2 separate regions of the Homo sapiens genome follow, and region 2 is linked to region 1. Evidence: chromatin contacts called from ENCODE Hi-C or POLR2A ChIA-PET data. All regions are on one chromosome and are shown on one strand. Each heading gives the region's core, a stretch centred on a gene start or an enhancer-like site at or near the end of the contact. The rest is flanking DNA. Distances are from core to core; before and after follow the strand shown. Region 1 overlaps MARK2 (microtubule affinity regulating kinase 2). Region 2 overlaps MACROD1 (mono-ADP ribosylhydrolase 1).

What was found. A loop is a pair of places that touch in the nucleus more often than their neighbours do. ChIA-PET counts read pairs that join two places held with the same protein, here RNA polymerase II (POLR2A). Pooled maps may share reads with other maps.
Region 2: a loop to region 1 is called in a pooled map, with 3 times the contacts of the local background. The contact joins two enhancer-like sites. A Hi-C loop is called at or near these places in 1 of 37 single-sample maps with no recorded cell type and 5 of 50 pooled maps. POLR2A ChIA-PET finds 5 or more read pairs at or near these places in 2 of 52 experiments (A673 and WTC11).

The regions. Positions count from the first base shown.
Region 1 is chr11:63,864,468-63,868,144 of GRCh38, reverse strand. All of the region lies in intron 1 of MARK2 (microtubule affinity regulating kinase 2), which reads right to left. Among named protein-coding and RNA genes, the nearest start is that of MARK2, 27 kb to the right of the region's middle. Within about 2 kb of position 1,709, at least 7 of the 41 ENCODE cell types and tissues checked have a DNase peak (open chromatin) inside an H3K27ac peak, as active enhancers do.
Region 2 is chr11:64,146,897-64,150,720 of GRCh38, reverse strand. The region is part of intron 3 of MACROD1 (mono-ADP ribosylhydrolase 1); the gene reads left to right. Among named protein-coding and RNA genes, the nearest start is that of MACROD1, 17 kb to the left of the region's middle. Within about 2 kb of position 2,345, at least 13 of the 41 ENCODE cell types and tissues checked have a DNase peak (open chromatin) inside an H3K27ac peak, as active enhancers do.

The DNA.
Region 1 (3,677 bases), core at 460-2,959:
GCGGGGATTACAGGCCTAAGCAACCACACCCAGCCTCATGTTACAATTTAAAAAAATTTTTGTTTCACAAATAATTCATTAAGAGGTGACCATGTGCAAAGTACTCCAACAGTTTCTGGGTGTCCGAAGTGATACAGAGAAGGATAAGATACAGTCCAGCCTTCAAAGAAGGTAACAATCTAGTAGGAGATAAGCACAAATCACACAATCCAGTGTGGGACCCAAATCCACGAACTGAAGTTATGGTCAGCCTATTCCCCCAATTTACTGTCTATGGCTTTTGTTTTTTTTTCAGAGGAACAGTGGGCTAAGAGAGATCTGAAGATCCCTGTGTCACTTCCAGCTAGGACCTGGCTTTCCATGAATGCGGATGCCTGCCCACGGCGTCAGCCATGGTGAGAGTTAGGCAGTGCTGGAATGAGAAGAAGCCACTCTGGGAAACTCACTGAAGAACCAGTCATTTAGCTTTTCTTGTCTTTCATCTCCCTCTGGAAACTTGAGACAGGCCCAGTACACAAACAAAGGTGACATGAGAAGCGCTTAAAAAACCCAAGTTGAAAATAAAGCCACTCAAGACTCTTGGTAATGGAAATGAAGTTGGAAAAAGCCCCTTACAACACCAACAGAAGAAATTCTCTTGGGAAGGAGGTGGAAGGGATTCCTGAAGTTCTATATCCAAAACCCCAATGTCACAAGGCTAGCTGTGACCAAGGAGGCACACTTATATATTTTTCCTTTACTTCCCAATTATTGGTTGTCTGTTTTCCCTAATTCCCATTCAACCAGTTCTATAGCTCAGCTCATAAAACTATACCTTGGCCAACTGTGGTAGCTCACACCTGGTATCCCAGCACTTCAGGAGGCTGAGGCAGGCGGATCACTTGAGCCCAGGAGTTCAAGACCAGCAAAGGCAACATGGGGAAACCCTGTCTCTACAAAAAACGCAAAACATTTGCTGGGTGTTGTGGCACATGACTGTGGTCCCAGCTACTCAGGAGGCTAAGGTTGGGGGATAGCTTGAGCCTGAGAGGCGGAGGTTGCAGTGAGCCAAGATCATGCCACTGCACTCCAGCCTGGGTGAGAGAATGAGACCCTGTCTCAATAAATAAACAAACAACTGTACCCTTATCCATCAGGCTACCAGCAGGTTCACAGCTCTTCAGGAAGATAGCAGGGAGGAATGAATACTAATTCCTGACAGTGCCTGGCAAGAAACAAAATTCTCTAGACAGACAGAAGATTCTATGCCATCTAAAAAAAGAAAAGTCAGTTAATCAGAGCCTGGGGGGTAAAGATTAAGGCCCCAGTCTTCTGTTAGGAAAAAGACACAATTCTGAATCTAGTTCTCCTATCTTAAATGGGAAAAGCTAGTGAGACGGTTGGTCCAAATCACCTCAAAAGAAAATTACTTCTTGAAATTAAAACAAAAAACAAAAAAACACAGATGAGGATGAATGGGAATAGGTTTATTTAAAATCTTTCCTGTACAGTAGATAGTGGATTAGCTACACAAGCCTCTCGGAAATGATGTACCAAGAGGAATTTGATAATAGAAGCATTCTGAATGTGAAACTGGGAGTTCAGCACCTAAACATTTCTTATTGAGAAAAATCCTCACACCACAGTCATAATGAAGGTTTAACATCAGTGTTTGACATTTTGTCATTAAGAGATTGGTTTTAACAGTCTGTATTTGGCAGCCTGCCCTATCGGCTGTTTCACAAGCAGTTTCTGTGGTTTCAAGAAAGGCAGGGTGTTTGCTTTTAAACACTACTTTTTTTTTTTTTTTTTTTGAGACTGAGTCTTGCTTTATTGCCCAGGCTGGAGTAAAGTGGCACAATCTCTGCTCACTGCAACCTCTGCCTTCTGGGTTCAAGCAATTCTCGTGCCTCAGTCTCCCGAGTAGCTGGGATTACAGATGCACACCACCACGCCTGGCTAATTTTGGTATTTTTAGTAGAGACAGGGTTTCATCATGTTGACCAGGCTGGTGTCGAACTCCTGGCCTCAGGTGATCTGCCCGCCTCGACCACCCAAAGTAACACTATCTTAAAATATATATTTCAGAATAGGGTCCAACCATTACAAGAGAGAAAGAGGGAATGAAAACCAAACGAAATAGAGGAATGTGGTGCTACCAAACAGAACAGGAACGCACCAGAGAGCAGGGTAGAAGAGACATTATTCACCACCCACACCAAAATAGCAAGACAAGCCAACTTAGTACTTCTTACTATCAAGTTAGAAAATCAGGACACAAAAGTGGCACTAAAGACATGAGCTTAATAAAGGGAAATCCCTACACAGAACTTCATCTCTCCAAAATCAACTTACCTGGCCCAAATCTATCTGTTTACTTGAAAAAGCACAACAAAACCACCCCAACAGTGCCACATCAATGAAAAGGACTGTCATCTAATCAATTAGCAACCACACCTCTCTGCCAGCATGAGATGTCGGTAATTAAGGTAGAGATTTTTCTCCCTGGGAATACAAGTACAGAAGGGCAGAGCCCCTATGGACCTAACCCATTATGACAGCCTTTTCATTAGCAAGGAAAGCACTGCCACACTCTCCAAGGAAGCCGTGGCCACAGCATTAAAGAACACCTGAGTGAATAGCAGCTACCTCTGTTGAGAGATAAAAATGTGTTGGAGATGGGGTACGGGAAGGGGCAGAACCACTCTGAAGAAAGCCAACAGGCTGTCTTTCTCAAAAAAAGTACATGGACCTTGGCTTTTCCACTCTTAACAAAAAGAGCACCTGTGGTCCCAGCTACTTGGGAGGCTGAGGTGGGAGGGTCGCTTGAACCTTGGGGGCCGAGGCTGCAGTGAGCTGAGATCACACCACTGCACTCCAGCTGAGGTGACAGAGTGAGACTCTGTCTCAAACAAACAAACACCAAAGAGATGGGTTCTAAAGTAGTTTAGAAATGGCACATAACTACATAACTGGGCTGGATACAATGGCGACTGCCTGTAATCCCAGCACTCTGGGAGGCGAAGGCAGGTAGGTTGCTTGACGCCAGGAGTTCCAGGCCAGCCTGGGCAACATGACGAAACCCCATCTCTACAAAAAGTGCAAAAAATTAGCCAGGCATAGTGGCACATGCCTGTAGTCCCAGCTACTTGGGAGGCTGAGGTGGGAGGATTGCTTGAGCCTGGGAGGTCAAGGCCGAGACTGCGTCACTGTACTACAGCAGCCTGGGCAACAGAGTCAGACTCTCGTCTCAAAAGAAAAGAAAAAAGGCACATAATTGTGCTTTTGGATAAGTAAATCTTATTTATTTATTTAATATTAGAGATGGAGTCTTGCTTTGTTGCCCAGGCTGGTCTCAAAATCCTGGGCTCAAGTGATCCTCTCACCTTGGCCTCCCAAAGTGCTGAGAATACAGCTGTGAGCCACCGACTACATCCAGCCCTAAGTGATACCTTAATCAAGGGCAACAGAGCAGGCACAGTGGCTCACGCCTGTAATCTCAACACTTTGGGAGGCCAAGGCGGGTGACAGTCACTTGAGCCCAGGAGTTTGAGACCAGCCTAGCCAACAAAGCAAGACCCCATTCTCTACAAAAAATAAAAATAAAGCCAGGCACGGTGGCTCACGCCTGTAATCCCAGCACTCTGGGAGGCTGAGGCAGGCAGATCACCTGAGGTCGGGAGTTCAAGACCACCACT
Region 2 (3,824 bases), core at 1,096-3,595, 280 kb before region 1:
TGTGATGAGTATGGGAGCCGGCTGCCTCTTTGTGGGAGGGAGGAAGGGGGCTGCTACTCCACACAGCTAGTGGTTGTCTGGCAAGGTCAAAGGCGCCAGGAAAGGACTTTGGCATGGGGTGCCAAGGGCTGGTTAAGTCGAGCAGGTGGCTTGTGGAACAGGTTGAGTGGCGGCTGAACCCCGGCCCTCGCCCGCCTGCTCGCTTGCTCCTTTGCTTACCTGGCATCTGCACCAAGCATTGGAGGAAGGGGGGCCTCTTTCTCAGACCCTGAATATGGGGGGCAGGTCCTCTCGTCTTGGGCTCCAGCTCACAGGGAAAACCCTGCTGTGCCAGCCCCTCCCTAACCTGTGCAGGCCCAGGGCACCCCCAGGAGCTTCTCGAGTCTCCTTCGTCCCCACTTTGCGCTTGTAGCGGTCGTGCCTGGCCCCAGCGCTGTCCCCCAGTGACTCTGGGGCATGGTGGTGCTGATGCTGTGAGCATTTCCGTTAATCTCTGTGAGTGACAGGCTCTAGGATCCGGAGAGGGGAGTTCACTCGGCCGCCCCGGGCCTGGTCCGTGGGGTCTGAGTTGTGTTTCCTGAAGCAACCTTGCTCTATGCGTCTTCCCACTGTTGACTGCAAAGCTGGATAGTCATATGGGGGTGCCTTGCCCGCACATTCCCTGTCTAGGCACACAGGTGACAGGTTACACGTAGGCAGGAGTTTCTGCTCAGTGTGGCTGGCTGAGGGCAGCAGGGAGAGCTAGGGTCACCTTGGGCTTCTGCAGGTGGTTCTGGTGTGTTTCTCTAGGGCCACTAGGATGAGAACTGCTAGTCCATCTGAGGACACACAGCTAAGACAAAGCCACATCTGGGTTGGCAGACATTACAGCGGCCTAGGGGAGAAGGGCGTTCTTGCTGCCTGTGCCCAGGAGGGGCTGGCCTGGAGCAGAAGGGCAGAGCCTTGGGGCTGTGGCTGAGGGGGCAGTCAGGCAGGCCAGTGGGTACTCCAGCCCTGCCAGTCACTGGCAAGCGTGTGAGAGGTACTGCAGCGGTACCTTCTTGCTGAGCTGCAAAGTGGCCGGAGGGAAAATGAGGCATCTTGTGAGCTCTGTCCCCCTTGGGTTGGTGGTTCGCTGCAACATGGGCCAGGAGAAAGGGTGCAGGGACCAAGGTGGGGTGTTGATGGGTTCAGATGGAATGGGGGCGCTCCGGAGGCTGCACCCGGGCTGTGGGCGTGATTAACACTGCTTCCTAAGTGCCCTTGGGAGTCGCCAGGTTTTGGATGCAGCAGCTCCATCAGAAGCGGTTTAGTGCCAGCTCCATTTGCACCAGGGCCAGGGCTGGGGCAGTGCTGGCTGAGTTTCTCTGTGGACTCCCCTTCTCTGTGTCCTTGCCTAGGCCTCTGTTTCCTCCTCTGCAAAATGAGGGTGGTGAAGAAACCACCCGTCAGGTTACTGGGGGCACTCGGAGCTGATGCACGTGACGTGCAAATGACGGTCACTCAGCACCTGGCGGGAATCGGGGCTCAGCACCTCGCACTGGTGCTGAAACTGGTGTCATCAGCGCCGTTCTGGGCATCACCCCTGTCCCAGCGGTGCCGAGGGACATGGTACCTCCTGCAAATGATCAGCTTTCACCTCCCCCTGCTTGCCTCAGTTTACCCATACACCTCTTGGTGTGTTCTCCTGGGATCTTTTTGTTCTAGACTCTCACAGCCAGGAGGACCCGGTACCCGCCTGGAATCCCAGGGAATGACGGAGGCAGGGTCTGAACACGGGCTTCCCACACAGAGCCCGAGTCTCCTTTCAGCCGTCCAGGGCTTTGTGGAACCCCAGCGTTCAAAGTGGCTTTGGCACTGGTCAGGCCTCCAGGGTCCTGGGTGGCCTTGGCTCCCACCCCAGCCCCTGTGCCCACCAGGGGGCAGCAGAGATTGCAGTTCCCAGGAGCCCATATATCAGCCTGTTTATTAGTGGAATAAAAGTCGTTGGCAACGGCAGGGCTTTTCGGGGCTGCATAAATCTGCGTCTGTGCCTCGTGAAACCCATATGTGCTTAATTCATATGTAAAGTTTCAAGCAGGAAGAGAATACGTGTCCATTAAATTCTATTTGACTTGATTATAATCATTAGCCGTGAATAATTGCTTCTCAGTGCCTACCACGGAGCCACCACAATAAGCCAGAGGAGAGAGCAATTATCTTGGGGTGGGGATTTTTAAATTTATATTTTTGAAGCCAGGAGCAGTGCTGGCCCCGCGGGCGTCAGTGGCCCATGGAGAACGCCGTGGGTCACACTGGGCTGGGAGCTTGAGATCTGGCCGCCCGCCGGAGCTTCTGGATTTTGTTGTGGGGAACAGTTCTCTTTGTTCCTGCTGCCATATGGGAGGGGCTGTCGCTGCCTGGGCTTGGGTCCAGCTGCAGGGATGTGGAGGGGAAGGGTGCAGTGGGAGCTAGGAGAGGGCTGTGAGGGAAAGGGGGCGGGGAGAGCTCCCAACCCCCCACCCTCCTCCATCCTGAAAAGCTGTGGGGTTGAAGGGGTCTCCAGCCAGGCTGTGGGCATCTCTCTTGCCACTCAGCAGGGCCCTGGGGATCCTTGGAGAGGGCAGTTGCCAGGTGTCCCCCTGCCCGCCCCCCTCACTCTTTCCCCTCCCTGAAGAGGCATCTGCCTGTGACCTCCGTCAGGCCATTGAGAATCGGACCCTGGGCGGGACGTAGTAGCTCACTCCTGTAATCCCAGCACCGTGGGAGGCCGAGACGAGAGGATCACTTGAGCTCGGGAGTTTGAGACCAGCCTGGCCAACATAGTGAGACTCTATCTCTACAAAAAAAAAAATAATACGGCATGGTGGTGTGTGCCTATAATCCCAGCTACTCAGGAGGCTGAGGCAGGAGGATTGCTTGAACCTGGGAGGTTGAGGCTGCAGTGAGCCATGGTTGTGCCACTGCACTCCAGCCTGGGTGACAGAGTGAGACCCTATCTAAAATATATATATATATATAATAGAACATCAGATTCTGGGCCAGGTACGATGGCTCACACCTGTAATCCCAGAACTTTGGGAGGCTGAGACAGGCGGATCACTTGAGGTCAGGAGTTTCGAGACTAGCCTGGCCAACATGGCGAAATCCCATCTCTACTAAAAATACAAAAATTAGCCAGGCGTGATGGCATGCACCTGTAATCCCAGCTACTTGGGAGGCTGAGGTAGGAGAATCACTTGAACCCAGGAGGCTGAGGCAGGAGGATTGCTTGAACCTGGGAGGTCAAGGCTGCAGTGAGCCATGATTGTGTTACTGCCTTCCAGCCTGGGCAACAGAGTGAGACTCCATCTCAAAAAAAAAAAAAGAAAGAAAGAAAATCAGACTCTGAGGCTGCAGGCGGTGGCTCACTCTTGTAATCCCAGCACTTTGAGAGGCTGAGGCAGGAAGATTGCTTGAGCCCAGGAGTTTGAGACCAACTTGAGCAACACAGTGGCACCCTATCTCTACCAAAAAAAAAATTAAAAAAGATTAGTAGGGTGTGGTGGTGCATGCCTGTAGTCCAGCTACTTGGGAGGCTGAAGTGGGAGGACTGCTTGAGCCTGGGAGGTCGAGGCTGCAGTGAGCTGTGACTGTGCCATTGCACTGCAGCCTGGGCAACAGAGTGAGATGCTGTCTCAAAAAACAAATAAAAATAAGAAAATCAGATTCTGTTTCCCTACTGATCTCCTGGCATTTGAAATTCAGGACTGGTTTCCACTCTTACATTATTGGGCTATGAGATGTGATTGGGATGTGTGTGATGGTGTGTGTGTGAGGTCAGGAGTTTGGCCTGTGTGTGTGATGTGTGCGGTGCGTGTGTTTGT